Linked DNA regions of Mus musculus: region 2 is linked to region 1. A link is a loop called in an ENCODE intact Hi-C map of the cell type or tissue named here. Cell type or tissue: heart. All regions are shown on one strand. Each heading gives the region's core, and the rest is flanking DNA. Links, peaks and the distances in the headings are about the cores only. Region 1 holds the start of Cebpd (CCAAT/enhancer binding protein (C/EBP), delta). Region 2 overlaps Spidr (scaffolding protein involved in DNA repair).

Region 1 (16,387 bases), core at 3,207-11,206:
CAAAACAGCAGAAGGGAAAGAGCCCAAGAGAAGGCACATGAATCAGAAACTATGTTGGTCACACACTCAGAAATCCCAAAAGTACACTAACTGAAAGCTATATTATATATGAAGAGGACCTGGTGAAGACCCATGTATGCCCTGTCCTGTTGCTCAGTCTCTGTGAGTTCATAGGACCTTTACTTAGTTGATTTAGAGGGCCTTGTTTTCCTGGTATTCGCCATCTCCTCTGGCTCTTAACTTTTTTTCTGCCTCATTTTCCTTCATGTTCCCTGAGCTTTAAGGGGAGGTATTTCAGAGACATCCCATTTAGATATGAGGGTTTCAAGATCTCTCTCTGTTTCTCTGTACTCTGTCTGTCTCTGTCCCTGTCTCTCTGTGTCTCTGTCTCTCTCTGTCTCTCTGTGTCTGTGTCTGTCTGTGTCTGTCTGTCTGTCTGTCTGTCTGTCTATCTCTGTGTGTGTGTGTGAGAGAGATATTTGGTTATGGATCTCTGTATTTGTTCCTATCTGCTGCGGAGAAAACCTGTCTGATGATAGCTGAATAGAAGGCCTTGATCTATAAGTATAGAGATATTGGGAGTCAATTCACTACCTATTTTTAAAGACCAGTAGTATTTGCTTTTACTCTAGGTGTCTGGGCCGTTTAGTTCTACTTCTTGGTCATCGGAGCTAAGTGTAGATTCCATTTCATGGAGCGGGCCTTAAGTCAAATCAGACATTGGTTGGCTATTCACGCAAGCTTTGAGCCACTATTGCCCTAGCATATTTGCAGCAGGACAGTATTGTAGAAGTAAGGTGTGTGGCTGAGTTGGCATGTTTATCTTTTGGTAGCCTGCAGAGTATGTGTTCGTGTCACAGACCCTAAAACATACAGGTGAAGGTTCTTTGAAGGTACCAGCTTAACCTCTCCATGTTCAATGAGTTGAGTAGGTGTTGTCTTCAGCAATGAGGCCTTGCTGTTAGTTTGTCTTGGCATCAACCTGGGCTGTCTGAAGATTTCTATAGGACTCTTTTGGCTAAGAACTTAATTGGATGTAACCCAGTTCCAGTACTGGAAGCTTTTTTGGTGACAAGAGATGACCAGTGGGGACTCTGTCTCCCTAGTTATTTGGTGATTTCATTTGGATCACTTTCATGTATTTTAGGATGTTTCCACTGTACTAGGTTTCCATCATGCTCAAATGCCCCTCGGTTCTATGTTTCCCCCTGTATTCCCCACCCCCCCTGCCTCAACACCATCTCCCCTCAGCTCTCCCCTCAGCACCTGATCCTCCTGATCCAGTACAAGGCAAGCAAACAAGTAAAAGCGCCCAAGGGAAGGTATAAGAATCAGAAACCACCTTCTTCACACAGGAATTCATAAGAATACTAAACTGAAAGCCATAATATATATAAAGAGGACCTGGTTCAGACCCACAAAATCTATTTTCCCCTCCCAAGGAGACCTATGTGTCACCCCATTCCCATCCTTTATACCTAACTGCTCTAGGTTTATAGATTGTAGCTTGCTTATCATTTTCTCACCAGGTAATATCCACATATAAACCAATACTTACCATAACTATTCTAGATCTGGGTTACCTGGTTCCGGATGGTTTCTTTCCTTGTTTCTTCCATTTGCCTACAAATTTCATGGCCTTGATTTTTAAACAGTTGAATAATACTTTTGTGTAAATGAACCACTTTTTCTTTATCTAATCTTCTAAGGGACATCTATGTTCTTTCCAATTTCTAGTTATTGTGAATCAAGCAGCAGTGAGCATAGTTGAGCAAGTGTTTTGTGGTGCAAGCGTCCTTTCGGTATATGCCCAAGAGCGGTAGAGTTGGGTCTTTAGGTAGATTGACTCCCATTTTTCTAAGAACTGATTCCCATAGCAGTTGTACAAGTTTGCACTCCCATCAGCAATGGAGGACTGTTCCCTTTACTCTACATCCTGGCTAGCATGAGCTGTCACTTGTATTATTGATCTCAGCCATTCTGACAGGTGTAAGGTGGAATTTCAGAGTAATTTGATTTACATTTCCCTGATGGCTAAGGATGTTGAATAAATGTTTTGCAGACATTCCGAGTTTCTTCTCTGGAAAATTGTCTGTTTAGATCTGTACACATTTTTTATTGGATTATTCAGTTTTTAGATATCTAGTTTCTTGAGTTCTTGATATATTTTGGATAGTAGCCCTCTAGTGGATGGTAGAATTTTAAATCCTATATTGAATGTATATGGAGAAGTGAACAGCCTATCTTATTCTTGATTTTTGTGGAATTGTCCTGAGTTTCTTTCCATTAAGTTGATGTCTCTATGGGCTTGCTGTAAACTGCCTTTACTGTGCTTAGATAAGTCGGTTGTAACCTTAATCTCTTCAGGATTTTTTTTTTTTTCCATGAAGGAGTGTTGGGTTTTGTCAAAGGCTTTTTCTTCATCTAATGAGATAATTCTGTGGGGTTTTTTCTCTTTCAGTTTGTCTATATGGTATATGACATTTATTGATTTATGTTGAAACATCCCTGCATCTCTGGAATGAAGTCTACTTAATCATGGTGGATGATCTTTTCATGTGTTTTTAGATTCAGTGTTCAAGCATTTTATTATTTTTGCATCTATTTTAATAGGGAAATCAGTCTGTAATTCTCTCTCTCTTTGGTTGGGAGATGTTGAATAAATGCTTCTATTTCATTCACTGGGGGTTATAGGTCTGTTTAAAAGACTTATCTGATCTTGATTTAACTTTAGTAAACTAAATTACCTATGGAGAAAACTATCTATTTCTTTTAGATTTTCCAATTTGGTGAAGTATAGATTTTTTAATGGATATACTTATGATTTTCTGAATTTCCTCAGTATTTGTTGTTATATTTCCTTTTTCATTTCTAATGTTATTAATTTGGATATTATCTCTCTACCTTTTAGCTAATTTGGATATAGGTTTGTTTATCTTATTGATTTCCTCAAGAACCAAATATTTCTTCATTGATTCTTTATATTGTAGTTCAGTTTCTATTTTATTGATTTCAGTCTCAAGTTTGATTATTTCTTGCTGTATATTCCTTTTGAGTGTAATTTCTTCTGTGAGTTCTAGAGTTTTCAGTTGAGCTGTTAAATTGCTTGTATGAGATCTCTCCAAGTTTATTAATGTATGCACTTGCATCTTAGAACTGCTTTCATTGTGTCCCATAAATTTGGGCATATTGTGTATTCATTCCTAGTCTAGAATGTCTTAAATTGATTTCTATTAATTCAAAATGATTTATTTACTTTTATTTTGTAAAATAAATATGAATATTCTTTTTTCTTGGTTTGTACAGTTAGGGTTTTGATTATTATGTCCTGTGGAGATTTCTTTTCTGGTCCAATCTGTTTGGTGTTCTGCATACCTCTTGTACTTTTATAGGCATCTCCTTAATGTTAGGGAATTTTTCTTCTATGATTTTGTTGAAAATATTTTTCTGGGATTTTGATCTGGGTTTCTTTTCTCTCCTCTATTCTTAGATTTTTGTCTTTTTATAGTGTCCTAGATTTCCTGGATCTTTTGTACCAGGAGTTTTTTAGATTTAATATGTTCTTTGATGATATATCCATTTCTTCTATCATATCTTTAATACCTATGATTCTCTCTTCCATCTGTTGTATTCTGTTTGTGAAGCTTGCTTCTGTTGTTTTTGATCAAATTCCTAATTCCTATATAAATCATTTTTAAATGAATAGAAATCAATTTAAGACAGTCTAGACTAGGAATGAATACACAATATACCCAAATTTATAGGACACAATTTCTCTAAAATTCCCTGAGTTTGTGTTTTCTTTATTGATACTATTTCCATGTTCAGGTCTTGAACAGTAAAAACTCATTTCCTTCCACTATTTGTGTTTTCCTAGATTTATGGAATTTATTCATTTCTTTTAAAAATGAGCTCTATCATATTCACAAAGGCTGTTTTTTAAGATCTTTTCCTTGTGCTTAACCTATGTAGGGATATACAGCACTCACTGTGTTAGGTTTGTTGTGCTCTAATGGAGACATTTTCATGCTGGCATCTAGGCCTCTGGCATTAGGGAGTTTACAGTTCTAGTGATGAGATCTGGTTTTGTTTTTCCTCAGAGGGTTTTGGGTTCCTTGGTTTGTTTCTTCAATGATTTTTTGGAGTGTGCTGTCTATAGATTTTCTGTTGATGTGATAGATGTGGCCACTGGTGGTACCAGGCAAAATGTGTCTGTGGGTACTGGGAGCTGACACTTAGGTATGTATGGGGATGGGTTGGGACTTGAGGGGGTCCACAGGAGGGAGGAAAACGAGTGTTTCACCAGTGTTCCCTTGAATGGGGACAGAGAGTGAAAGGAGCTTACCCCAGAAGGTCTGCTGGAGAGCCAGACATGATCCTGGGGGATTGGATCAGGAGAAACAGAAGAAGTGAAGATCTGTAGTCAGCTTCTCTACTTCCCTGGCAGAGGTTGCCTGTGGTTTAGTGTGGAATATATGCTAGAGTTGGGTGCTGAGATAAAGCAATGTATGGAGGGCGGGCGGGAAGAAGGAGAAGAAGGGGGTGGGGAGGGGAGGAGGATGAGGTCTGTGGGATCCACAGGAGGTATGGGTAGGGGAGAAGGGAAGGCTGTCACAGGTGTTCTGTGACAGAAATAGGGACGTAGCTAGGGCACTGAGTTTGGAGAGGAAGTGGTGAAAGTCTTCAGTAAGCTTACCTGACTCCCTGGTCTGTTCAGCTTCTGTGTTTAGAGGGGATGCTTGCTGCTGTTGGAAGGTGGGATAATGGGATAAGTTGGAAGTTTGGAAGAGAAGATCTTTGTGATCCATGGGGGATGAGGTCACAGACAAAAGGGAGACAGCACCAGGTGCTCTACTGCTGAGCTGGGGGTGGGACTGGGGAATTGGATCTGGAGGAGCAGAAGGAGAGGGAAAGATGTGCAGTCAGCCCACCTGCTTTCTTGGCAGCAGTCTGACCAAAGCAACTTACAAAAGAAACAGTATGATTGGCTGTATGGTTCCAAATGGTTAAAGTTCACGATGATTGAGCAAAAGCATGTCAGCAAGAATAGCTGAAAGCTCACATCTTAAACTGCAAGTAGGAGACAGGGAGAGATGTTGGGAATGGTCCCAGCCTTTTGAAACCTCAAAGCTAGCCTGTAGTGATGCACCCCTTCTAACAAAGCCACACCTCTTAATAGTCCCCAAACAGTTCCACCAACTGGGGATTAAGAATTCAAACATATGAGCCTCTGGGACCATTCTCATTCGAACCGCCATTTATTACAACGTTCTTTTCTTGATATATAGCCTCAATATGTAGCTCAAGCTGGCTTCAAATCCATAATCCTCCTGCCTTCACTTCTTGAATGCTAGGAAGTTTTACTTCTCTTCAAGCTTGATTTCATATTTCATTTTACCTAGAGCTATCAGGAAATGTTTTTAGAGTATTTATACATATTTGAGTATCCCATCTAGAGAACTGTTCTTGTATGGAGTGAAATGCACAAGCAGGACCTCAGGGAGATTGGTTGGTGTGACCAGACTGATCTTCCAAGTCTGACAGTGCTCTGTGACTCTAAGACATATCAACACTGCTAGGCTCCTGAACTTTTAAATACCAAGGTTTCCAGAATGTCCACATAGACTGGGTGTCATTGGAACCTCCAATATGTTCCATATGTGACATTGCTGAGGACAAGGAGAGGGTCTCAAGGATTCTAGCCAGAAGGCTTTTGGCAGGTGTGCTGAGAAGAGCTAAAAATGATGTATTTCTCACAGGAATAAGGCATGGGAAGTGTTCACATTCATCTTGAGTACATTTCATCTATAAAATTATAGATTAACTCAATTTATAGTTTAGGAAATTATTTTATATAATTAGTTTAATTTTTATGTTGAGCTTGAACACTTTCTCTATTGGTGGCTGCTTTTAGGCCTACATGGTTAAGTCATTTTGTTGCCACCCACGGTGCTAGGAAAGGTCCTTGAGATTGGCACAGTGTGTGGGAACAGTCATGAAAGGATCACAAATGACTGTCACAGGGGCTAAACTTTAACAGCTCTCAAATGTCACACTATATTCATGCTTTGTTGTTCTGTCATGTTGCCTTTCTCCATTTCTGGAAAATTGAAAAGTACGCACTGGTTGGCGGGTTTCTGAATACACAGAGCTTTCAGGTGCGGCCCAATAGTGGCCACGGTAGCCTGTCCTTCTGAGACATTCTAATTGGCCCCGCTGTCTTGTAAACACAACTTTTCATAAACGTAGTGAGTGGACCCAGGTATCAAAACAAGCATGTTGTCTCACTGAAAACAGCCTCGGAATGTGGTCTCTCTGAGGGATAAACACGTGTTCTCTAATCATGCTTCTATGGCATCCAGGGCTAAGAACCACGAACGTCTCCTAGGGTTTTCCTGTGCATGCATATCACATGTGCGCTGGCTTTAACCCCAGAGGCAATTAGTTACAATAGCAACATCATATGCCATTTATAAACATCACTGATCATTATGAAATTCCAAGGCTGTGTTTACCTTTTTTTTCCAAAAAAAGCCATTAAATATTCCACAGCCCCTCATTAGGATTTTCCTCAGGAACTGAAGGTAGGAGCTAGGCTGCTCTGTGTAAATCAGCTGATGTTTGTTGTCAGAACACCTGGTGAATCGGAATGAATTAGGGGAGGGATATGAGGGACACATCTGAATTTGGACAGATGATTTTCTTGACTTTTGCTTGAGACAGGCCATCAGGCACTTGAACTCCTGGGGTTCAACTACCCACCTAGCCTATCAGGTTTGAGTAGCTGGGGTTGAAATTTCTCTTCATCTTTTCACGAATTTTGAAGAGCTGGCAACTTAACACCTCTTTGTGAGTACTGATGTAAATCTTAGCTTTCTCTCAGCAAGCCACAATTTCAGAATAATATCCCTTTTGGGTACAATTTGCAAGAAAAAGAAACAGCAAGATGCTATGCTACCACCAGGTGGCACAGCTTTAATAACCAAGAAGAAATGCCAGAGCACCCAAGATCCGCTGTCAGGTGCGGAGAAACGCACCGCGGTTAGGGTGGCCATCACTCTTCCGTTGGCTTTGTGGTCAGCGGGGAGCCCGGTTGATCTGTCCGTCTATCAGGCTCTGTTGCTGAACCTAACCTCGACGGCAGCTGGGCCTGGGCACTCCGAGAGGTGTAGCTGGAGAGGGTTCGAATTTCAGGAGGCTCCCACTGGCTGCGCTCACTCTGGACCGCCGGAGGCTGAGGCCCGGGTCCGCGAACCACGGTTCACTAGTTCTGGTCTCGTGGCGGAGGTGCCAGGACTCGAGCTGCGGAGCCTTGATCCCTGTTCCGCCTTTGCTATGTCTGAAGGCGTCCTGCTTTGCGCGTGTCGGGGCCAAATCCAGATTTTCATTTCGCTCCAGGCTTGGACGGCTAAGTAGGTCCAAACCGCACAAACAGGAAGGAGGGAAGGCAAGGAGTGCGGGCAGAGGGCGGGTCGTTCCCAGCAGCACCCCAGTCCCTCCCCGCTCCGGTCTCCGACCCACTGGGGCCGGGGCGGGGCGTGCGCGTCAGCTGGGGCTAGAAAAGGCGGCGGTCCGGCCCGGCGAGGTGACAGCCCAACTTGGACGCCAGGTCCGGCCGACGCCGCCATGAGCGCCGCGCTTTTCAGCCTGGACAGCCCGGTGCGCGGCACACCCTGGCCCACAGAACCCGCGGCCTTCTACGAGCCAGGCAGGGTGGACAAGCCCGGCCGAGGGCCCGAGCCAGGGGATCTGGGGGAGCTGGGCTCCACGACTCCTGCCATGTACGACGACGAGAGCGCCATCGACTTCAGCGCCTACATTGACTCCATGGCCGCCGTGCCCACCCTAGAGCTGTGCCACGACGAACTCTTCGCCGACCTCTTCAACAGCAACCACAAAGCGGCCGGCGCGGGCGGCCTGGAGCTGCTGCAGGGCGGCCCTACGCGACCCCCGGGTGTGGGGTCTGTCGCTAGGGGGCCGCTCAAGCGCGAACCCGACTGGGGCGACGGCGACGCGCCGGGCTCCCTGCTGCCGGCGCAAGTGGCGGTGTGCGCGCAGACAGTGGTGAGCTTGGCGGCCGCGGCTCAGCCCACTCCACCCACTTCGCCGGAGCCTCCTCGAGGCAGCCCGGGGCCGAGCCTCGCGCCCGGCACAGTCCGAGAAAAGGGCGCGGGCAAGAGGGGTCCGGACCGCGGCAGCCCGGAGTACCGGCAGCGGCGCGAGCGCAACAACATCGCTGTGCGCAAGAGCCGCGACAAGGCCAAGCGCCGCAACCAGGAGATGCAGCAGAAGCTGGTGGAGTTGTCGGCCGAGAACGAGAAGCTGCATCAGCGCGTGGAGCAGCTCACCCGGGACCTGGCTGGCCTCCGGCAGTTCTTCAAAAAACTGCCCAGCCCGCCTTTCCTGCCGCCCACCGGCGCCGACTGCCGGTAACGCGCGGCGTGGGCCTTTGAGACTCTGAACGACCTATACCTCAGACCCCGACAGCGGGGAGCAGACGCCGCCCGAATCGCTAGTTTCTTTGGGACCTGCGAGCGACAGGAAGCTGCAGCTTGGGCACTGGACTGCGAGAGAAGCTATATTAATCTTTCCCCTTAAATTATTTTTTATAATGGTAGCATTTTCTACGTCTTATTACCATTGCAGCTAAGGTACATTTGTAGAAAAGACATTTCCGACAGACTTTTGTAGATAAGAGGAAGAGACTGCGCATGCTTTTTATATTCATTTTTACAGTATTTGTAAGAATAAAGAAGCATTTAAATCGCTGCAGCTTCCTATGTTCATTCTCTCCCGCACACAACATACTGAGACTTCACCAGGGAAAAGCAAGCACCTGGGAGCCACCCGACCAGGTGCGTTGCCCACACGGGGTAAGGAGATGGACGCGTTTCCTCGCGGTCTCTATTGCCCGCGGAAGGAACACGGGAAAGCATGACTAATTCATGTGTGTGATCCCAGAGTAGGCTGACCTGGGGCGGAGAACAGTTGGCCTAACTTTTAGGTGGTTGCCGAAGGGTGAGGGGGTGGAAGAGAGCTGGGAGTCTGAAACTTGATTCCTCGTTGCCTCTACTTTCCTCAATCTAGGGACAACGTGTAGATTTAAAAATGTGTACCAGTACAAATTAATATCCTAGTATATAAAAAGGGCAGCCCCAAAAGCCAGTAATTGTAATGTTTGCGGGCTTAACCCCCCCCCCCCCCAAAGCTATGTGCCTTTCTACTAAGATACTGGTTGTTCCAACCCCTTCCCTGATCTGCACGGCCTGTTGTACAGAAAACACAAACCCTCCAGGGTCTAAATACATAGCTTTGTTTGTAATTCAAATCCCTGCCCAAAGTGCAGGCTTGTGGACTGCTGTGAGTCTGTGATCTTTGCCCTCTGCAGTTCTTCAGGGTCTCTGACAGGTGGGCAGTGGAGTAAGGTACAGAAATTTCTCTTTTATACAGCTCTCCTCACACCCAACATTGTATGGGTGACAGTGCCACCTCTGGCAGCTCCCAGAACACTAAAACCACAAAGTGTTTAGGTTGGACATTTATTTATTGTAACAGAACAGTAATATTTCAATATGAGATACTGGCTGAAGCTTTACAGAACAATCTAGCAGAGAATATTAGATACTGCAAAGAAAAAACATATATAATATTGATAAATTGTAACTACTTTAAAGCTACAACAAAGCACATTTCCTAAGCCCAAGTAGCTGCAAAATGAAGACACAGAAGACATGAGAAACACTCAAAGAAACATGTTATCAAACTTGTAGGAAGGTAAAGTTTAAAAAAATGTGTATTAGAGGTATCTTGATTTTTAATTTAAAACTATCCTATTAATCTCTTTACCAGAAAAAAGAAAGAAAAGAAACCCACTAAATTTAAAAACAGAAACACTGAGTTAACACACAGCCCCTTGCCAAGCGCACAGATGTCAGGGAGGAGGCTGAGCAGCAGTGGCTCCCTCTGTACTCAGCAGCTCAATCTCTTCCAGGGTGACGACACAGCTGCTCTGCTGTGTAGTGATGGACTGGACAAAGCAGAGTAAAGGTCCCATCTCCTTCCCAAGGACGCTCTCCACTTCATAACTCTGCAGTGATAGAAGCATTCTGGTTAAAGCAAACAGCCCTGGGTTCCTGGACATTTTGTTCCCAACAACGATGCCACAGCCAGGACAAAGGTCCTTCCTTTCATAAGCTGCAGCCTTCCTTCCAACGGAAAAGGCTTTGGGGTGGGAGTTGGGGTATGTGGATTATAAAAATCCCCTTTATCAGAGCAAAATAAACTACTTTATTATGATAATTGAGTCTGGCAGTTTTTAGTGGCTGCCTGGATAAACTGGCCTAGGACAGGATTTGGAAGACAATATGCAGAGGAAGTACTGCTCTTCCATGGGGGCTGGGCTTTTGGCTTGCATATGTCTCCCACTTCCTTTGGGGACACTTCCCCAATCTAGCAACACTTGTGGCCAAAGGATTTCCTGGTGCTTGCCCCAGACTTCCCTCTTCAATTAGATTCCATTTCTTCTTGAGTTACATTGGGGTAAACATTTCTGTTTGTGCTCTAGTAATGTGACTGGAGGTTTTATCCACATAGTTAATCTTGGGAGATTTTCACCTCCAGACACAGACACAGGTACTGGGCAGCAGCATCTGTCCCTGGTGTGGCTGTGCCCTGGCTAGGCTTTTATGGATCTAACTGCAGAGTATTTTCAGTGAGTGTAGGGCTAAAAATAAAAATGCAAATTTGAGGAGACTGCAGAAGTGATGGCCAGCCTAGAGAGGACTGCAATGGGCACTATAGCCTGTCCTCTGGACGGGGCAGCTGACAAGGAACTCAGGTCAGCTACGGCCAAGGAGCTGGACAGCTGGAGAGGGCAGAGAATGTAGCTAGCACAGCTTTGGGTTCCTAGGGTATCTACCCGTGACCAGAGTTTGATCCCAGGTCTGGGCTAGACGTACCGACTATGTTCTCAAATTTAGGTCTGGGACATAGTGCAGTGGAAGGGACATAGAGATGTCTTAAGCTCAGTTAGGAAAGTTGGCCAGCCCAGTCAGGGCCTGTGAGGAAGTTGGGCCAACAGCCCTGGCTGGGCAGGCTTCTGTGGCTACAGCCTTGTCTTGAGGGTACCAGTTGATGCCCAGTGGGGCAGAGATGAACCATGCCAATGAAGCCCAGAGTGGACTGTATAGAGAATGCCTGTGTGGAGTGTGCTGGGTGCTTTGTTTTGCAGAGTCATCGTCAGGATCAGTTGGGATGTGAGCATGACATATACTGACTCGATTTTCCAACGTAGCTTACTTAATACTTTGCAAATAAACAAGGTCTACACTGTGGTTCAATAGCCTCATGGAAAAATGAGAACTGCTGGTCCAGAGAGGAAGACTGGATACTTCGCAGGTGCTTCTCTGCAGGTTCACTGTGTGAATGGCAAGCTCACAGTTTGCTTGACAGTGAGATCTGGAGAGAGTGCTAGGACCAGGTCATCATTAGGAGAATTGGCAGGAGAACGACAGAGGAGGGACAGCTAAGAACTTCAGTGCCTCTTACTATTTTCCTTAACCAATGCTGTGTAAGCACGAAAGCGATGATCCCAGCATCCCCATGGTCTTCTCTGGAAAGAGGATGGATTTTTTTCGTTTCTTTTGAGTCAAGCTCCCATGGGATGTAGCTCAGGCTAACCTAAAGCTTGCTATATAGCTGAGGACAACCTTGAGTTCCTGATTCTCCTGCCTTACCCCTCAGGTGCTGGGGTTATAGGTGTGAGATACCACACCCAGCTTAAAAGTATGTAATTGGGATTTCATAAACATCTGTGAAAAATCCTTTCATTGTAAAATGTTAGGTTTAGCTCTATCACCTAGGAGTGGACCTTAAACCCATGTTTTATACTCATAAATCATATGGATGTTTTATACTCATAAATCAACATGTGGCCAGGCATGGTGGCGCACGCCTTTAATCCCAGCACTCAGGCGGCAGAGGCAGGCGGATTTCTGAGTTCGAGGCCAGCCTGGTCTACAGAGTGAGTTCCAGGACAGCCAGGGCTACACAGAGAAACCCTGTCTCAAAAAACCAAAAACAAAAAAAACCCCAAAAAACAAAAACAAACAAATAAAAAAATCAACATGGTGAATTTAAAACATCAATACCAGCAATCCATGCACTGTCCATATGAATAGGTATCTACATATATGAAAATGTGACTGTCTGATTTTAAGTATTTATTTAATCTCATGTCTTGTTGAGAAAAACTGAGTGATGGGGTAAAACCCAAATTTTTCTGCATGCCAGGCAATGACTATTCTGCTGAGCTACCCCATGTCTATTTTTTTTTATTTATTATTATTATTATTTTGGTTTTTTCGAGATAGGGTTTCTCTGTATAGCCCTGGCTGTCCTGGAACTCACTCTGTAGACCAGGCTGGCCTCAAAATCAGAAATCAGCCTGCTTCTGCCTCCCAAGTGCTGGGATTAAAGGCGTGTGCCACCATGCCTGGCCTTTTTTTCTTTTTTCTTTTCTTTTCTTTTTTTTTTTTTTTGATACAATATATGTGTGCCTTTTCTGAAAGTTGAAGGAACAGATTTCAACCCTACATCACTGTAATGTAACCAGTAAGAAACAGCAAGAACAACAGTTAATCCCATTGCTTTTACATTCACAGTGTGGCCAAAGTAAACACATACATTTTAATACCAAGTTATCTCAACCAGAAACAGCATATTTGCTCCAGGAATGGAGTATGGTTTTTATGGAGACCCCTAATTTGATTCTCTGGATTTTGTGGATGTGAATTCTCACCCAGAAGACCCACAGATCCAGAGTGTGTGACTTGCTGCTGTGTCTGCACATAGGCCTTTGACTGCTATCTTCTGTTAGGCTCCACCCCAGGTCAGAGGGAAAGTCCTGCTTGTAGTTACTGTTAACAGAGGTAAGGGCAGTGTAGAGAGCTTGCTAAACTGTGCTCCAAGCTTGGATGGCTCCTTTGTCCCACTAGTGTGGACTAGGAAACTAGAGCACCTACAAAGGTGACACCAACAGCTATGACCTCCCTTTGTCATTTTACTTAATATCTGTGCACATGTATGTAAGGTAAATGTATATGTATGTACAGCCAGTGTCCAAGTAGATTCCTCATATAGAAGTGCATGCACTCCTGCACAAAGACACACACATGCATACATACACACACACACACACACACACACACACAGTACAGCCAGTGTCCAAGGAGGCTCATATACGGGTACATGCACACCTGTACTTCTACACATAGGAATACATGCTCACATGCCTTTTTAAAGCTCGATCAACAGGTTTTCAGTAACCAGAGCATTCTGGTTGAAGAAGTTAAGTGTGTTGCAGAAACAAGATACCTCAGCCAACAGGAATGAAAGGAGGGAGGATTTCTGCCAGTGTTCCTGGTGTCCAGGTCCCCATAGAGACATTATCTACAGAGGCCCCATCAGTGCTGTGGTGGCCACTGAGTCAGAAGGCAGATACCAGCCTCTATGCACATGGATCAGAGTGTGGCTGTTGATGGCTGTGAGTCTTAAGTTTGCTTATGTAGGGAGGTTGGGTTCATTTTGTTATTCATCCAAGCAGGACTCCCCATGCTTTCCCCCAACTGTCTCCACAGAGTATGTGTTCGTAGAAAACCCGACCCACCTTTTTTTTTTTTCTTTTTTAAAGATTTATTTATTTTATGTATATAAATAAGTACACCATTGCTCTCTTCAAACACAACAGAAGAGGGCATCAGATCCCATTACAGATGGTTGTGAGCCACCATGTGGTTGCTGGGAATTGAACTCAGAGCCTTTGAAAGAGCATTCGGTGCTCTTACCCATCTCCAGCCCCCTCCCCACCCCCCTACCCCCATCCACCTTTTTAAAGCATCCACCTGAGCACATATGTCACACTGAAAAGCTCTGGCTCACCAGTGTCTGGTCCAACGTCACCCGTTCTCTTAGCTTATGTCAGCCAACAGACACTGCTCCCTGCCTGCCTTTAAATACTGTGAGTTCTTTAATTCCCTGATTCCAACTACCAACTGTTCCTTTCGGCAGAGATAAAGCTACCTTGGTGAGATGCCTTTGTGTTGAGTCCCTCATGGAGATGGCGACAGTGAGGACCATGTGTCAGCAATGCAATGGGCTTGGTTCTTAGGCCATGGTAACTAAAGGCTTTTACATAATAAGAAAGTACCAACTTCTGTGTCTTCTAACTTGGTGTCAAAGCATGACTCTTCTATTCAGAAACAGTGATAGTGTCAGCCACAGCTCAGGTGAAAGTGCCAGGTCAGAGGTCAAGGCCACCAAAGAGCTTTAAAGCTGGTGTGCTTTGTACCAGGGGGACAGAAACTGTGGCACCGTGTGAAGTCAGGGCTGAGAACCACAGCTCAGACCAATAACCCTTACAGCTTATTTATGCAGTTTCCAGCTTCATCTCTGACAGCCTTAGCATTAGTTTGGGGTTATTGATTCCATGAGCTACCTACAGTGCATTTATTTACAGACAGCGTCTCATGTAGCCAAGGGCTGCTAGCTTCAAACCAGCTATGTAGTTAAGAGTGATCTTGAACTTTTGGTCTGAGGCCTGGTGCATGTTAGTCAGGTGCTCCATCCACTGAGCTACACACCCAGCCCCCTGCAGTGTCCTTAAGTGACTTTTACCAGGTAAGTGCCATTTCAAAGGACAGAAGTACTGCTCTAAGGATCAACTTTCAGAATTCTTTTCTTGGAGACACATGCCACAGTTTACTAAGTTTTGCTATAGTAATTTTCAAGGTATGTAAGACCAAAGCTCTGAGAAATAACAATAATAATTCAGGCATTCAGAGTCCAGACCCTCAGTAAAAACTAAAAAGTGTGCCACAGGGCCAGTAAGATGGCTTGGCGTGTACAGGTGCTTGCTGGTCATCAGGCCTGATGACCTGAGTCCAATCAACCTCTGGGACCCACAGGGCAAGAGAGACCTGATTCCTACAAGTTGTTCTCAAACATCTACTTGTGTATTATGGCATGTACATACTGATACACACACACACACACACACACACACACACACACACACACACACACTCATTAATAAATATACAAATAAACAAATAAATAAATGTAATAAAAAGTATGTCTTTAGCAATTTTGTTTTGTGACTGGGAAGCATGAGAAAGGACTCTGGCCACCGGGCTGTATGACTATATCAGAAGCCAAGAAGGAAGATTTTCAGCATCTTTAATTTCCAGAGAGGAACGTCTCTGGCCCTGCTGTTGTACATGGGTGAGTGGCAGTGTCAAAGTGGATATGTTTTAACACATAAGTGACTTGTGGTGTTATGATAGGATCTGTTTTAATGAACAGATACAGCAATGGGGTCTTCCTTCAGGGACAACCTCACACAGATTCAAGAACAAAGGGCACACTCAGGCTGGGCCCTGTACTCACCCCATCCTCAGAGGCAGCAGACATCAGAAGTAAAGAAATACTGCTCTCCAATAGCTGCAGCAACAGGAAAGAAGGGCTCAGTGATATTCCACTAAATGACAAGTACTCACCTAAGGTATTCCTATCTGAAGACGAACACTGAATCTAAGCTGTCGGCCTCCTCTGTAGAGAACAAGTCTTGGAGGCTTAAGTTAAGCAGGACACTGTATAGACAAACTGGGGTAGGCGACCCCCTGCTTCTCCCAAGAACCAAGGAGCTCTTTCCACATCTAACTGGCTCACACACTTTGCCACAGGTGAACAAAAGAACAAGCACACCAGTAGCCCCACTGCAGCCTCATCTTTCCTGACCACAAACATGAGCTCCAGGCTCCTTTTCCTACCTTGACCTTCACAGTACTCTCAGGTCTCGTGGGACAGTCCAGAAAGACATGCAGGTGCCTCTCTTGAAGAGGTGACAGGACCAGTTGGGAACAGTCCCCACAGGAGAAGGTGCCTCTGTTGTGAGAAGGCACATAGGGATATAAGCAACCAGGGAGATAGGTATCAGAAGAGTTCTACAGCAAAGAGTGTTCTCTAAACATTCAGTGAGAGAAATTTTGCTGTCAGAATTAGATTGTTGGAATCAGTCAAAAGCAGCCAGGAACTGGGATTCTTCTGATGGCTTAGCAGTTGGAGGCTGCTGAGGGCGGGCCTTGGGTACACAGAGGCATTATTCATGAGGAATATGGGGGAAGGTAGCCTCCCAGGAAGTGAAGGCCAAATCTTCAAGGAGGTCAGGGGAGTGAATTTCCCACCCTGCTGGCAGGTCAGGCTTGCTCATCAGCCCTGGTGTCCTCACTCCCACACTGCTTTCACATACACCCATGTTCCCTTGCTTCTTTGACATAGTCCAGAAATCACTTGTGTACTCACAAGGACAATAACCCTAGGCATCAGGAAG
Region 2 (16,387 bases), core at 5,711-13,710, 97 kb after region 1:
TACTGATAGAGGGCTAATATCCAATATATACGGAGAACTCAAGAAGTTTGAAGACAGAGAACCAAATAACCCTATTTTTAAAAATGGGGTAGAGCTAGACAAAGAATTCTCAACTGCGGATTCTCGAATGGTTGAGAAACAAAGTAATGTTCAATGCCCTCAGCCATCAGGGAAATGCAAATCAAAACAACCCCAAGATTCCACCTCACTCCAGTTAGAATGCTCAGGTGACAGCAGAAACAGTAACATCCTCCATTGCTGGTGGAACTGTCAACTTGTAAAACCACTTTGGAATCCAATCTGGCTGTTCCTGAAAAAGTTGGGAATAGTCCTAGCTGTAGACCCAGCTATACCACTACTGAGCATATACCCAAAAGATGCTCCAACATATAACAAGGACACATGTTCTACTATGTTTATAACAGTCATATTTATAATAGCCAGAAGCTGGAAACAACCTAGATGTCCCTCAACGGAGGAATGAATACAGAAAATGTGGTTCATTTACAAAATGGAATACTACTCAGCTATTAAAAACAATGAATTTATGAAATTCGCAGGCAAATGGAAGGCACTAGAAAATATCATCCTGAGTGAGGCAACTCTGACACAAAAGAACACACATGATATGTGCTCAATGATAAGTGGATATTAGCCCAAAAGCTCACAATGCCCATGACACAACCCACAGACTATATGGAGTTTAAGAGAAAAGAAGACTAGGGTGTGGATGCTTCAGTCCTGCACTGAGGGCAGAACAGAATGTCACAGGAGAGGAGGGGAGGAAATAAAGAGGGGGGCAGTATCAGGTACTAGAGGGAACAGGAGAGAGGTACAGAGGGTCAGGAATTGAATAAAAATATGTAGCAGTGGGGGATGAGGAACTGGGGATAGCCACTGGAGTGTCCCTGACACCAGGGAAGTGAGAGGCTCCCAGGACCCAACAGGGATGACTTTAGCAGAAATGCATAGTAAAGGGGAGATAGAACCTGTAGATAGCACCTCCAGTAAATAGGCTTGTCCCCTGATTGTGGGATAAGGCCACCCACCCATCACAAAGTTTTTAACCCAGGAATGTTCCTGTCCAAAGGAAATACAGGGACAAAAAATGGAGCAGAGACTGAAGGAAGGGCCATCTGGAGACCAACCCAGCTGGGTATCCATTTTGTCTGTAGACACCAAACCCATACACTGTTGCTGTTGCCAAGAGGTGTTTGATAACAGGAACCTGGTGTGGCTATTTCTTGGGAGGTTCTGCTAGCAACTGAACAATGTAGATGTGGATGCTTGGAACCAACCATCAGACTGAGCTCAGGATCCCAGTGTGGGATCCTCAGAGCTGGCAGAAGGACTGGAGGAGTGGAGAGGGACTGCAATCCCATAGGAAGAATAACATAGGCTGGTTGGACCAACCAGTGCTCCCAGGGACCAGACCACCAACCAAGGAGTGTACAGGGAGGGATCCATGGCTCTACATACATAGGTAGCAGAGGATGGCCTTGTCTGACATCAATGGGAGGAGTGGCTTTTGGTCCTGTGAGGGTTTGATGCCCGAGCATAGGGGATGCAGGAGCGGCGGGGAAGGATAGGGTAGGTGGGTGGGGGTACACCCTTATAGAGAGAAAAGGGTGAGGGAAGAGGGCATATGTGGGATGGGGGGGTGGTTTGTGGAGGGGTAACCAGGAAGTGGGATATCACTTGAGATATAAATAAATGGAATGATTAATTTTAAAAAAGCATTTTAAATATGAGGAAAAATACTTTGCATGGAATTTCATCTTCAAGTTATTGATATAAATTTCCCCCAATATGCTAATAAATATTCTGCCAAACATCAAAAAAAAAAAACCCTGCAAAGAAGTTTCTAAGGTATTTCTTACATAATTTCCAAAACTAAGTATATTTCCATATAACCACTGTTTTTATTATTTTATTTAATTATCTTTAACCCCTAATAGTCTACCATCCGACATTTCATCATCTTATTCCTCCTCTTCTGTCTCCAAGAGGATGTCTATACACTCCAATCCCCCCGACTCCACCCCACTAGACCTCCCCACTCCCTAGGGCCACAAGTCTTTGGAGGTTTGGGTACATCTTCTCCTCTGTTGTATATGTGTTGGGCACCTCATACCAGCAAGTGTGTGCTGCCTGGTTGGTGGCTCAGTGTCTGAAAGATATTGGGGGTCCAGGCGAGTTGAGAATGCTGGTCCTACTACAGGTCCCCAGCTTCTTCCACCCTCTCCCTAATTCAACCACAGAGGTCCCCAACTTCAGTTCAATGGTTGGGTATAAGTACCTGTGTCTGTCTCGGTCAGCTGCTTGATGGGCTTCTTGGATGGGAGCCTAGTGGCTCCTATCTTCAAGCACACAATAGCATCAATAATAGTGACAGGCCTTGGAGCCTCCCCTTAAGATATACTCCAAATTGGGACCAGTTACTGGACCTCTATTCCTGCAGTCTCTTCTCCATTTTTGTCCCTGTAGTTCTTTTAGACAGGAACAATCTGGGTCAGAGTTATTGACTATGGGATGGCAAATCCATCCATCTACTTGATGCCCCGTCTTTCTAGTGGACGTGGACTCCACAAGTTCCCTCTCCCTAGTGTTGCCCATTTCATCTAAGGCCCCTCCCTTTGAGTACTGAGAGTCTCTCACTTCCCAGGTCTCTGGTACATTCTAGAGGGTCACCCCACCTCCTACCTCCCTAGGTTGCATGTTTCCATTCATTCTGCTGCCCTCAGAGCTTCAATCCTGTTTCCAATTACAATACCTGATAATGTTCTCCCTTTCCCCCTCTCCCTTCCCTCTCACACTCAGGGCCCTTCCTCCCTCTGCCTCCTCTGATTGCTTTTTTCTCTCTCCCAAGTGGGATTGAGGCATCCTCATTTGGACCCTTTTGCTTGTTAACTTTTTTGAGTTCTGTGGATTGTATCCTGGCTATTCTGTACATTTTGGCTAATATCCATTTTTTAGTGAGTACATACCATACATGTCATTTTGGATCTGAATTACCTCAACAAGAAGATATTTTCTAGTTCCATCCATTTGCCTGCAAAAGTCAGGATGTCCTCGTTCATAATAGCTGAGCAGTATTCCATTGTGCAAATGAACCACATTTTCTTTTTTTTTTTTTTTTTTTAATTTTTCGAGACACGGTTTCTCTGTATAGCCCTGGCTGTCCTGGAACTCACTTTGTAGACCAGGCTGGCCTCGAACTCAGAAATCCACCTGCCTCTGCCTCCCGAGTGCTGGGATTAAAGGCATGTGCCACCACCACCCAGCTTGAACCACATTTTCTATATCCATCCTTCTGTTATGGGACACCTGGGTTGTTTCCAGCTTCTGGCTATCACAGATAAGGCTGCTATGAACATAGTGGAGCACATGCCCCTGTGGCATGGTAGGTCATCTTTTGGTTATATGCCCAAGAATGGTATAGCTGGGTCTTCAGGTAAATGTATTTCCAGTTTTCTGAGGAATCTCTAGATTGAGTTCCAGAGTGGTTGTACCAGTTTGCAATCCCACCAGCAATGGAGGTGTGTTCCTCTTCCTCCATATCCTTGACAACATAAGCTGTCACTTGAGTTTTTGGTCCTAGCCATTCTGACTGGTGTGAGGTGGAATCTCAGGGTTGTTTTGATTTGCATTTTCCTCATGACTAAGGATATTGAACATTTCTTTAGGTGCTTCTCAGTTTCCTAAGTTGAGAGTTCTCTGTTTAGCTCTCTTCCCCATTTTTTTAATTAGATATTTTCCTTATTTACATTTCAAATGCTATCCTGAACGTTCCCTGTACCCTCCCCCGGCCCTGCTCCCCTACCCACCCACTCCCACTTCTTGGCCCTTGCGTTCCCCTGTACTGGGGCTATAAAATTGCAAGACCAAGGGGCCTCTCTTCCCAATGATGGCCGACTAGGCCATCTTCTGCTACATATGCAGCTAGAGACACGAGCTCTGGGGCTATTAGTTCACATTGTTGTCCTACAAGAAAATCAAGAAGAAGGAAGACCAACGTGTGGATACTTCATTCCTCCTTAGAATAGGGAACAAAATACCTATGGAAGGAGTACAGAGACACAGTTTGGAGCTAAGACGAAAGGATGGACCATCCAGAGACTACCCCACCTGGGGATCTATCCCATAATCAGCCACCAAACCCAGACACTATTGCATATGCCAGCAAGATTTCTCTGAAAGGACCCTGATATCGCTGTCTCGTGTGAGGCTATGCCAGTGCATGGCAATTACAGAAGTGGATGCTCACAGTCATCTATTGGTTGGAACACAGGGGCCCCAATGGAGGAGCTAGAGAAAGCACCCAAAGAGCTGAAGGGGTCTGCAACCCAATAGGTGGAACAACAATATGAACTAACCAGTCTTCCCCATTTTTTAACAGGGCTATTTGGTGGGATCTGGGTACAGAGAGCTGTGGCACAGGGTCAGTTCTGGGGCACATATATAAATCAGAAGGATCCCGTTCCCAGTTGTTCTTTGGTTCCTGTGTCCCTATGGCTCTGGGCAGGTCACTCTTATGCCAGGATATTGAGCAGAAGTGCTGGTCTCACCTGTGCTCTCAGGTGTGTCAGCTCTCTTGGGAGACCAGCTCACTCCTGGTAGGACCTGGATATGGAGATCTGTTAGTTCTTCTTTAATTGTCTGAGAAAGGAAGGAAGATGGTTCCTAAAGATGAGTCAGGATGAAAGAAGATCAAGCCAGAGAACTCATTCCAGGTTTTACTAGTTCTGACACCGAAATTCCACCGACTTTCTCTATTCTGGGCCCAGTCTTGAATGGGTAGAAAGTAGATGTCATACCTCTGAATATGTGTCTTTTCGAAAGCACTGGTCTCAAATATCATGTTCTCAATGAAAGTCTGGTTTCTTAAATATCTTGGGGTCTTTGCTACAACATAGGCTATATCTCCAGAGCTTTATGCACTAACATATAGGGCCTTTATATATCAGGAATTCAAAGCAACAACATGCTGGAAAATTCTAGGGCTTGTATTCATTATCTTGAAAAGCTAACATTCCACATATCTGCATAACTAGCAGCACAGGGAAAGCACAAAGGTCCACTGCCAGCATGAGATACAGCCCAGCATCCTTGGTCTCCAGCAGGTATCCTGGGGGTTCTATCTTTCCAAGAATTCTCTTTTAAAAGGAATTTGTATTTTTATATCCTAGATACCTGGATAGGAAGGAGTTTGCCCCTAAGGTATACTTTCTGTCCAAGTATAAAGTGTGCAAGTTTTAGATTCTTTATTACACATGCTTTGTACCTTTAAACTTGTTCTTGTTCCTTTCACTGATAAACCATAAATTTTTCATGTCGCTCAGCTCTCTCTCACTGTGTATTTGTCGAAGAGCCAAGAATAGTAATCATGGCACAAAATAAATGGCACAATGCAGTATATGAACCATACAGCCAGGTTTTCTATAACAAAGCCCTCATGTCTTAGTATTGTTTAACTGTTAACTTGGTATCAATTAACTATTTTCCTCATTGCTGTAACCAAATATAAGATGCAAGTTAAAGAAAGCAATAACTTACTCTGACTCATAAGTTGAGGATATAATTACGGTGAAATAAGTTTGTCCCTGACATTCTTCACATCCTCACATCTTGGTGAAACAGAACTCTGATAGATGGCACTAGAGGTGGTGCCAGCATATAATTAAAACTCTACCTTTCCACTAATACACTTCTTCCAGCTAGGCTCTACTCCCAAAGGTCCCACAATTCCCTAACAGCTACCAGCCGGGGTTCAAACATAGGAGTGTGAGAGGTTATATTTTATAAGTATTTATTTTGGCCTATTTGTTTTCTTGATGTTCAGTGTTCTTTGTATATTATAGATAGTAACCCTCATTTTGTAGGCTGCTTCCTCCCCCCGAATGATGGTCTCCTTTGATGTACTGAAGCTTAAATTTCATGAGGTCCAGTTACTATTTGTTGATCTTAATGCCTGCGCTATCAGGTATTCTGTTCAGAAAGATTTTTCCTGTGTCTGTAACTTCCCTACTCTGCTCGATCAGGTTCTGGGGACTAAGTTTTATACTGACGTCCTAAGTCTATTTGGAGTTTAGTTTTTTTTTTGCATGGAATGAGGTAAGAATCTAGTTTCACTTTTCTACATGTAGCTATACAATTTGAGCAGCACTATTTGTTGAAGAGGTTGTCTTTTCTCTAATGTACTGATGGCATCTTTGTCAAAAATTGTGTCTGTAAAAATACAGGCTTATAGCTCTTCCCTCACCCTATGCCCCCATCTCTTCCCTAAAAAATACAGGCTTATATGTGGGTCTTCAATTTGGTTTTTTTTGTTTTTTGTTTTTTGTTTTTTGTTTTTTTGAGACAGGATTTCTCTGTATAGCCCTGGCTGTCCTGGAACTCACTTTGCAGACCAGGCTGGCCTCAAACTCAGAAATCTGCCTGCCTCTGCCTCCTGAGTGCTGGGATTAAAGGCATGCACCACCAAGCCCGAGTCTTCAATTCTATTCCACTAGCCAATGTTGGTTTTTATGCCAGCACTATGCTATTTTTATTACAATAGCTTTGTAGTAATTTGAAATTTGAGATAGTGATACTTAAATTTTTTTTTTAATTGTTCAAGATTATTTTGGAAATCCTAGTTCTTTTGTGGATGTTGCCTTTGAATCTCTAGATGTGTTTCAACTGGAATACCTACAGAAGCTCCATAATTAGGAATGAACCCTGGAGGGCTCTCAAGGTTCGAGAACAAAGAGAAAGAGGATTAACTTTGGGAGATAAGAACAGGGAAGAGTAAAAAATATGGAGAGAGATAACTAAGACTAAAGAACTTCTGAACAAAAATATGAAAAACTACTAGTGCAGAAAATTCCTTCAATACAACCCATACATCTATTGTTTAAATAGAGTTAACTTATAAAGGTCAACAATGCTAGATACCACAGGTTAAGAAATGAAAGTTCAGTAAGTCTTTCAAAGGTGTTAGCCAGTGAAATCCCAATGATCACTCAAACACTGCAAACTTTTACCACTGCACTTGGTTATCCTCCAGACCGTGACTACAAGACCTAGTTGCTGAAGCACAAAGAATTCAACTTAGTCCTGATGCAGAAGTTCCTTTACTCCTAACAGCTGCCTTTCATAATGCTGGCAGGTGCTGTGCATGCTGCCATAGTATATCAACGGTCATCTGACTTACAGCTGAGAACCTTGAAAGCTACTGTAATTATAGGCCTGGCGAGGCATGTCCACTGTTCCGACAGTTGCACCAATGTCACGGGAATAAAAAAATTACTTTTTAAAAAAATCGGATTAAAGGCCTGCTCCACCATATCGAGGCCAAGAACCTGTGGCTAGAAAGGTCATAGGCACTAGGGAATAACCTACTGCTCTAACTCTCCTAAAGCACCGCCAAATAACGTATTGCTACACCTGTGTGCTGTGTGTGCATCTCTCAAATCTCATCCAAGCAGCTTTGTTTTTCAATAGTAGATGGTGTTTAACAGAGTCCCACAAGTAGTACAGGGGCAGAGAATAAGAGTCTGGAGTTCTCGGCCCTAAATGGTACATCTAAAATACACCTCTTCTTGCCAAGGCTCAGGGATCATTGTGGAAGAAAGAAGAAGCATGTCCTCAGGTGTTGATTGTGAAAAGCAATTAGGGTTCCTAGAGCTAAAACTCCAATAAATGTACCTCTCTTCCCAGGTCTGTGATCTTTGGAGTATTTCCTTTTTTGAGCTTTGTTTATTCTAGGTCTCCAGTAATGTGACAATTAGTTTAAGTTTTCATACCATGATTGCTTATAGAAGTTTGTGATTTTCTATACCTACTTGATAGCCACTCCAATGTTGGAAGTAACTGTGGGATCTCTGGCCTCAAAATGCTCTGATGGGATCTGGCAACATGGTTCAGTAGGTATTTGTCACCAAATTGGATAACCTGCATTTGATTCCTGGGACACACATGAAAAATTATACTCTGACCTCCATATGTGTGCTGTGGCACAAATGAGTTTGTTCTTCCATCCAAGATATAAAATTAAAAAAAAAAACATAAAAAAATGTTAAGTGCAAGACTTTGCACCTAAGAGAGCTCACTACAGCTGAGGTTACTGAAATAAGAACTGTACAAGATTGTAGACTGAAAGTCAATATTTCATCATGGATGTGTTATTGCTTGCTGTGAAGGCTGGAGTGCCATTTTCTTCAGTAGTATAACCACTGATAAACTGCCCATGCTCCAGTAAATATTCTCTCTCACCCATGCTAATATAGGCAACCCTAATTTACCTCAGTGGTTCACACACACACACAAAAAAAAAAAAAATACATGAAATTAGGATGAAGCCTTGCTGAGAAGAAGGATTTCAGTGGGAGAGGGAGAGTGTCTGGCAGAGACAAACTGGAGTAAAAAGAAGTACAATTCATGACATATAAGACACAGACAGTCCACTGCTCCTTATTTCAGCCCTCGAGATTTTTTTTTTTATAAGACTTTGATGAACCTTAGCAACCAGGGACCCTCTCAATGAACCACACGGAGCTGGGGATCGACGCAAAAGCAAGAGGAATTTATTGTTCCATAGTGCTGGGGTCGTCCTGCACCTGAAGGAGAGGCAGTGACCCTGGACTGCCTGTTCAGCCAGGTTTTATACAATTTTCAGGGGTATATTGGGCAACAGTCACTAGGCACAATGTGATTGGCAGAACAGTGTGACTTTTAAACTGGTCCTTAGGGAATGAGGTAGCAAAGGCTTTCCTTATCTTCGGATGGCCAATGGTTGGTCCCGCCTGTGTTCTTTTTGAAGAATGTAATCAGCCTCTTGCTTCTGGAGGAGAGAGGTGCCTATAGGCTCTCTGTCCTCGCTCTTCTAGGAGGGGAAAGGGGAATTTTCCAAAGGTCCTGAGCTGACCTCTTCATCTTTAGTGTGAGATAGTAAATTCTGGGAACAGGCCCCCAAAGACCAGTCCTTTTCTCTGTCTTTTCCAAATCCAGAGGCTATAAATTTGAATCAAGGAAATCATTCAATATACTACCTCTTAGGGTGTGAGGGCTGACTTGCTTTCATAGGCACTGGAAAAACAATCCATTCAGATCCATCTTCTATAGTAGTTGCCAGGTATCTTCATATAACCATCAAACTACAAAGAACAGAGACTTTTCTGGTTTCTATGACTCTAGAGAGGAGAAGTCCATCCCATAGATAATCCCCATAACTTTAATCAATTGTGTCCGTTGCTTGTGTTCCCTCTAAAGTAACTGAGAGACAGGCCCACCAGGCTCTACAACAGGGCCTGTAACCTCTCCTTTTAGAAGTTCGTTTTTACATACACAAGAGTTTAAAAAGAACAAGGAAAAGGAAGTATCCTAAATTTCATCTGCTGGCCTTGTTGAACATCAATGGGAGGAGAGGCCTTTGGTCCTGGGAAGGCTGGATACTCCAGTGTAGGGGAATGCCAGGGCAGGGAGGCAAGAGTGGGTGGGTGGGTGTGGGAGCAACCTCATAGAAGTAGGAGGAGGGAGGATGAGACAGGGGGTTTCCAAAGGAGAAACTGGGAAAGGGGATAATATTTGAAATGTAAAAAAAATAAAATATCCAAAAAAAGTTTTCATCTGCATTTATTAATAACATAGAAGCAAGTAATAATTCAGCTATGACAAAACTGGAAGTATTAAAGGGGAGTGTTCTCTGTCCCACTCCCAATTCCAGTAAGTGGAATATCAGAATCCTCCACAGAATCATGTGACCACAGGCAGCCAGCAGCTGCCCACTGGCACTGTATGTAAATGAACTCAGTCACCTCTTGGGTTTTCCCCTCTCCTCTCCCTCCTCTTTATAAAGGACACAAAATCATAGAGGGTAACTAACTGAAGTCTGCTCTGTACTTTTAATTGCAGGCAGGACGCCAAAGTACAAACACAATGACTGAATTCAGTTTTACAAGTAAACACTGGAACTGAATTCACCCTAGTCCGGGAAGAATGCCTCTGATCACAGCTAGCAGGAAATCCAATTCAAAACAGGGTGTGTCATCCTCAATTCACACTGTGGCCTTTATACCTTTCATAAAATTCTTTGCATAGTAAAGTTTCCTTCTTAAAAATGTTCCCACAGAGACTAATCTTCATTCATTACATTATACTCAGAAATTGCAAGAGATATCTGAATTCCAACAACTACCACCTTTTGGTAGAGAGCTGTAGCCTTGTAGCCTTGTCACTTCTGTTCGTTTTTTTTTTTCTCCTCTCTCTCTCTCTCTCTCTCTCTCTCTCTCTCTCTCTCTTGGTTACTGATTGTTGAATAATAAGAGCTCATCAATCATTCTACCAACTCCCTTCTAATCTCTGAGTTCACTCTGACTTCATGCCAACTTTCAATTCCCCTCTTGTTCTCTCGACCACTGATAAGTTAGTATGAAAATGCTGAGGCCCTGAGAGAACTTGGACAGCCACATACTTTGGCTCAACCACATCATAACTGTGCCAGTTGGTTCCTATGCCGGTTTCTTGTGCCTCCAGAGTTGGCCAAGGCTATCAAACAACTTCAAGAAGATGCACATATGTACAAATGTTGCTGGCCTCTAGTTCTGCAAAGGGCCTCAAGAGAGGTCTGGACTTATGCCAGCTGCCTATGGCCAGCCTTCCCAAAATGATGCTGTAATTATAGAAGCCAAGAGGGACTTTGGTCTAGCACATAAATCAGTAAGCTAAAAGTCAGTTACAAACATATTAAACTGTATATGTATGTGAGGAAACAATAGGAGAAATGATGAACAGTTTTTACAAACTGAAAGACTTAGGTGTGGGAGGACAGAGTATGTCTTAATTATATCATGATACATTATCAAGTATTATCAGGCTTGAAGGCCACAGAGGATGGACACTCAGTTATAATGACCTTTGGACTTCACCTTCTGTTTCTAACCAAAATGGAGAGTACAGGCAGTGCCTTGCACTATCTGTACTGTGCTCTCAGTTGAACACACGCCCTAAATCCCCAGGCGTTTGAATTTCTAATTGGACAGAAGTGCCCCATAACTTGCTGAGCTATTAAAACCAAGATTAACGGTTTTTAACAACTTCATTTCTGAAGGACTTGACTGCTCAGCTAATACTGTCCAGTCTCAGCCCACTTCATCCTAAGGTAGGTTATAGTATCCACATCATAATATGCTTTCTCTCCCTTAGTGCCTCCATGTGCTCCCAACGCAGTAGTGCAAATTCATGTTGGACACACTTCCTGATCCCTCCCAGTTCTTTTGTGAGCACAAAAGCATCGTGGAAAACTAAAGACCTAGGAGCTGAGGAAAAAGCCAAAATGAGATCATTTGATGTTCCTAGTTACAAATAGATTTCCTTCACCTTCATAGTGGGAAGATATGGACTCTACTCCTTTGGGTCAAGATGCTAAAACTCTCCATTCCTTACTACTTACAGTTTCCTTCTGTGTATATATTGCTGTGATAAACTACAGGCTCTTTCCTCATTTCGGGCTGTATACCCCAGGCCACTTTCTCTTGCTTCATAAGTACTTAAGACTCTTATATTTATACTAATCTCATTTAAATGCATTTTATTAAAAATGGTGGCTATACATATGTATGTTTCCTGGGTGTCCTATTGCCATATAACAAGGTCTATTTTTTCTTATTTTTTTATTTATTCATTTTTAAAAATCAGAGCAAGGAGTTATATAAACCAGACCTGACTGTGGGGTTTTCAGGCTTTGAGGAAGTTATTTTACATAAGGGACCAACTGGCTCTCTCAGACTTCCCCCATGGTTATAAACTTCCAACACACTGTGGTCAGAGTAAGTGGCTCTTTCTCTTTGGGTTTCCTCCTAACCAGTCCACATCTTTAAAAAAAGGACATCACTGCCATATCTAAAAGACTTATTCATTCTTTTACCAAATTTAAACAAAGAAAAGAATAAAATTTGATTCCTACTAATCAAGGAGACTGTGGGTCCTGAACACATAGGTTGTTGTATAAAAAGACTGCTAAGCAAGCCTACAGGAACAAGCCAATAAGCACTTCTCCTTCATTGCCTCTGCTTCAGTTCCTGCTCTGAGTTCCTCCTCCAACTTTCTTTTAGGGAGTTCCATCCTCCTATAGACTTTACTAGTTATACCATCTGGTAGGACAGGTCAGACACTTGCTGATCATGTTGATTTGCTAGGAAGAATTGATTTCATTTCCCACTGCTGACTCTGCAAAATGTGCATTAGTTACTGGCTTGCCTCTGAGTCTTTACATCCTCTTTGATCAATAGAAAGGTCATTTAGCAGAACTACAGGGTCTGTTGAGAGATGTCCTGTTATCTATCCATTGAAACCTATCTGGCCTAGAGGCAAGGGTCAATATATTGACTGCCTTCTTAGCCCTATGTATTTATTACTTTTGGACTTCAATTTTGGTCGTTGAGACACCCAAAAATCATTTACACTAGTTTTGAACAAAAGCTTATACATAGAGCACATCTGGTTGCTTTTTATCTTTTCCAAAATGGATTTATTAGGCATGGGGTTAAAGGTCAAATTGCTATTAGTCACACTTTCCAAAAATTGATATAAATTGCCTAGTAAGTTAAACAAAGTCAAGTTTAATTTTTCTTTTTAGGCTTGGTGATAATGTTGTTTTCATCATGGAGAATACATCTGAAAGCCAAATCAATAGGAAACAACAGTTTGGGAACTGAGAGTTACCTTAGTCACTAAGAACTAAGTTTTCTGGCAGGTCAGGATCAGGACTCACAAGCTTTCTAGAGAGTATTAGTATCCTGTTCTGCTCAATCTCACAATTTAGTGAGAAACAGGACCCAAAGGCATAGTGGGAATTGTGGGAGCATTCTCTCACCAATTCCAGAGTTATTTCAGACCACAGGGATTAAATTATTTGACCTATGACCCCACACATCAATCTTTAACAGAATGTCCGACAGAATCACCTACAGGCCAATCTAATGGAGACATTTTCTCAATTGACATTCCCTATACCCAGACAACTCTAGCTTGTACCAAGTTGATAATAAACAAATAATCAAACTCGTAAAGGTACTTACAAAATTAAATCTAATCTAATCCATGAAGACTAACAAGATTTATTTCTATTGTAAAAATGAATTTTATCTTTCTCTCTTAAGCATTTCTTTCCTCTTAGCAATTACCAAGAATTAAAATTGTAAGACCTATTGTCTTTCTCCAAAATTTTAATAAAATGATCTTCTTTGTTCTGATGTTGTCTTTAAATTCTTTTATCAACAAGATTAAAAACTCACAAAATGGAACCCTGACTATAACAACTCTGATTGTAATATTTTACATATGCTAGCTTTAAGTGTAAAGTTGTGAGATTTAAATAAAATACAAGATGCATAGTTATATGTTAATGCGTGACTTACAAACGGATAATATTTTAGTGTAAGCATGTGCTAGGCTTTCTCTGATATTCCCATTTTCCCTGCAACATTATTCAAGTATCAACTCATCTACATCATAACTGACATTTCTAAAAATAACTTAGTTACACAAACATCTAGTGGAATAGTAGAGGTGGATGACCCTAATATCCTGGTGTTTCAGCCTCCCCTTCCCACAGCTATGACGACAAGCATGTGCCACCACTGCTGAACTCTATCTTACTCACTTAACTTTTATTTGCTTATTTGTTTAGACATTTATTCATGTTGAGTACTGGGCTCATGCATTCCTAGTCCTCTTTTTAAATAATCAAACAATACTGAATACTGAATGCACTCAACACAGTGTTATTTAGCTTTATTGTTTGAATCAGGGGTTGGTCCCAAACTCCTTTGTTCCTAAGACCTGGAATTTCTAATCCTTCTACCTTTTCCTACTGAGTGTGGGATCATAGGCATGTGCCACTATACTAAGTTTATTCAGTACTGAAGATAAAACTCAGGGATTCATTCATGCTAGGCAAGCACTTTACAAGTTAAGCTACTTTCCTTACGTCAGTGATTTGTTTTCTTTGTGAATACACTTATATATTAATCAACATAGCAGGAGTAGTCATTAGCCCAGGGTCACTAGAACAGCTATCATGTGAAGATGTCCTTTTTATATTTCCACATTGAATCTAGCCAAACTTTCAACCAAGAGGAGAAAATAAGTGGATTTATTTGCTCCCAGATTCGAGGAAAAAGGGTAGATAGTCATGAAGCACAAGTGGTGCAGGAAAGCGTACAACTGGAGTAACAGGTCCATCCTTCAGGATCCAATTCTTTTCCATTCTTACTAACTAGGAACACTCATCCTTAACACAGAACACTCCCCACTCTAATGACAAGATTTCCACCTATATAAAGTGACTGCAGTGGCTGGGGGCATGGCTTAAGTGGTAAAGTACCTGTCTAGTAAACATGCCAGCACAGTTAATTTCATATTCCAGTACTAATGTAAAAAGCCAAACAAGGTGGAAAGGGCTGGAGAGCTATAGAAATGAAGAACTTGACCAGCCAGCATAGCAGAAATGATGAGCTTCAGATTCAGTGAAGAGACTGTTTAAAACAAAAACAGAAAACAAAACAAGGTGGAAAGTGACTAATGAACTCATGCCGACCCTGACCTTTGACCTCCACCTTCACATGAAAACACATGTATACATTACAACACAAGTACACATGGGTTTTATTTTAATTAAAATAACCATCACCATCTGGGTTATTTGTTTTGGCGTCTCTTTAGGAAGAGAACTCTAGAGAGTTTATATTCCCTACACACAACATCCTGATCATAATCGGCCCATTCCTTGCACCCTCAACCCTCCAAAACTTCATTCATATTTGTTTTTCCTTTTAAGAAGCTGTATACCTGTCACATGTTTCTTACAACTTCCCCATTAGACTAAATTTCTAAATTTTTATCTCTTTGGGCATATTCTATTCAAATTACTTCCAACCAGCAACTCAATAGCTCCAGAATCCCAGCCAAAGAACACATAGCATGGATTTGAATCCACTCTCCTACCAGCTGAATGACAAACTTATCAATACTTTCAGGTTCTGGCAATTTAGGAAATTGGTATTAGAGTCAGGCCTTTCTAGGTATTATGGCAGAAGGTGCAATGAGACCTACCCTTTATATACAAGCAAAGATATGACTTGCACTTAGAGGCAGGAGCCAGCACACCAGTCTGAGTAGTCAGGTAGGTCACCCATGGGGTACAAAGGAGAAGAGAACAACAGTTGTGTTGTTATGTAAGACAGAGAGAGTAAGAGACTTTGAAACAGCTAGTCCTAAACAGAATGTCTTTAACCAGCCACCCTTCTCCCCATGACAAAGCTCAGGGAGCTATGGTGAAGAGGAGGTGGAAAGGTTCTCAGAGCCAGAGCAGATGGATGACACTGAGGAAACCAAGTCTGTGGACACAATAGGACTAATGCACATTTGAAGACCCAGACTGTGGTATAATGCACAGGGCCTGCACAGGTTCAAATCACATGTGGTGCCAGCACTGAGAGCAGGAAGTGGATACAATTACTCATCCCTACCTAAGAAGCTGTCTCCTACTGATGTCCACATGCAAAGAAAAACTAGTTTTCTCCAATAGCATATCACTGGGGATATTAACCACATATAAGGGCAGGCCCCATGTCCAGCAGTAGATGGCCACCACACAGGAAACCCAATGGTGTTTCTGTAAACTTTCTGTCTCACTACTTTGGACACTTTCTGTCTGATTGGTCTTTTGATCATACATTATGATTTCCAATTTTGTATTTTATAGCTTTTTAAATATTTTTGTGTGTATGCTTATGTTTTGTGCTTTCTCTTTGTTGTTTATTATTTTAAACTGTTTTGTTTGCCTGTTTGTTTCTTAAAGAGAAAGATGCTATGGAGCTAGGTAGGTAGGAAGGAGGGGAGAAGCTGGAAAAACTTGAGAGAGGAAAAACTGTGATCATAATATATTGTATGAAAATATTTTATTTCTAACAAAAAAATAAAAAAACTTGTTGACCAAATCCTAATGAACTATACAAAAGTATACACTTAAACACATGCCTAGCAACTTTGGCCAATTTTAAACTAACAGAAAACCCATCTCAAGCAATAGTCTGTCCTCTACACCCACCCTTACTTCCAAAAATAAAACAGAATTAGAACCACATATTTTGTTTTGTTTAGCCAAGAACTCTAAGAAAATCTCCAAAAGCCATGCTGCCAATGGATGAGGATACATGACATTACTGGCATGCACTTTTCCACATTTCTGACAACTTTTACTAGTGACTCAGCCTCTGTACAACAGGAAGTACTCAAATGGGTTTATACCTAACTTGAGAATTATTGTTTATGTGATAGTCAAAGGGAACTATGCAGCATATTTTTAAAGGGCTTAATATTTTATTTCTAAAATGCAGAAAAACAA

What was found. A loop is a pair of places that touch in the nucleus more often than their neighbours do. Peaks named below come from ENCODE experiments on the same cell type or tissue, not always from the same donor. Only the 100,000 strongest peaks of a DNase experiment are listed, where the experiment ranks them.
Region 2: a loop joins it to region 1, with 7 times the contacts of the local background. A loop is called at or near these places in 3 of 42 quality-filtered maps.

Annotation. Positions count from the first base shown.
Region 1 is chr16:15,879,699-15,896,085 of GRCm38, forward strand. It overlaps Cebpd (CCAAT/enhancer binding protein (C/EBP), delta), which reads left to right and starts at 7,588. Exons shown (of 1, transcript NM_007679.4): 1 at 7,588-9,847. The coding sequence starts at 7,627. The coding sequence ends at 8,433. Spidr (scaffolding protein involved in DNA repair) reads right to left here. Exons shown (of 20, transcript NM_146068.4): 18 at 15,828-15,942; 19 at 15,445-15,498; 20 at 9,526-10,087. The coding sequence ends at 9,932. In heart, for the core only: CTCF peaks have their summits at 6,953 (motif pointing right), 7,888, 8,454 and 9,495; DNase peaks (open chromatin) are centred at 7,573, 8,403, 10,043, 10,403 and 2 weaker places; H3K4me3 peaks cover 2,731 bases; H3K27ac peaks cover 1,926 bases; H3K27me3 peaks cover 711 bases.
Region 2 is chr16:15,974,622-15,991,008 of GRCm38, forward strand. The region is part of intron 8 of Spidr (scaffolding protein involved in DNA repair); the gene reads right to left. Among named protein-coding and RNA genes, the nearest start is that of Cebpd, 96 kb to the left of the region's middle. In heart, for the core only: no CTCF peak of the experiment used is centred there; DNase peaks (open chromatin) are centred at 9,930 and 10,470.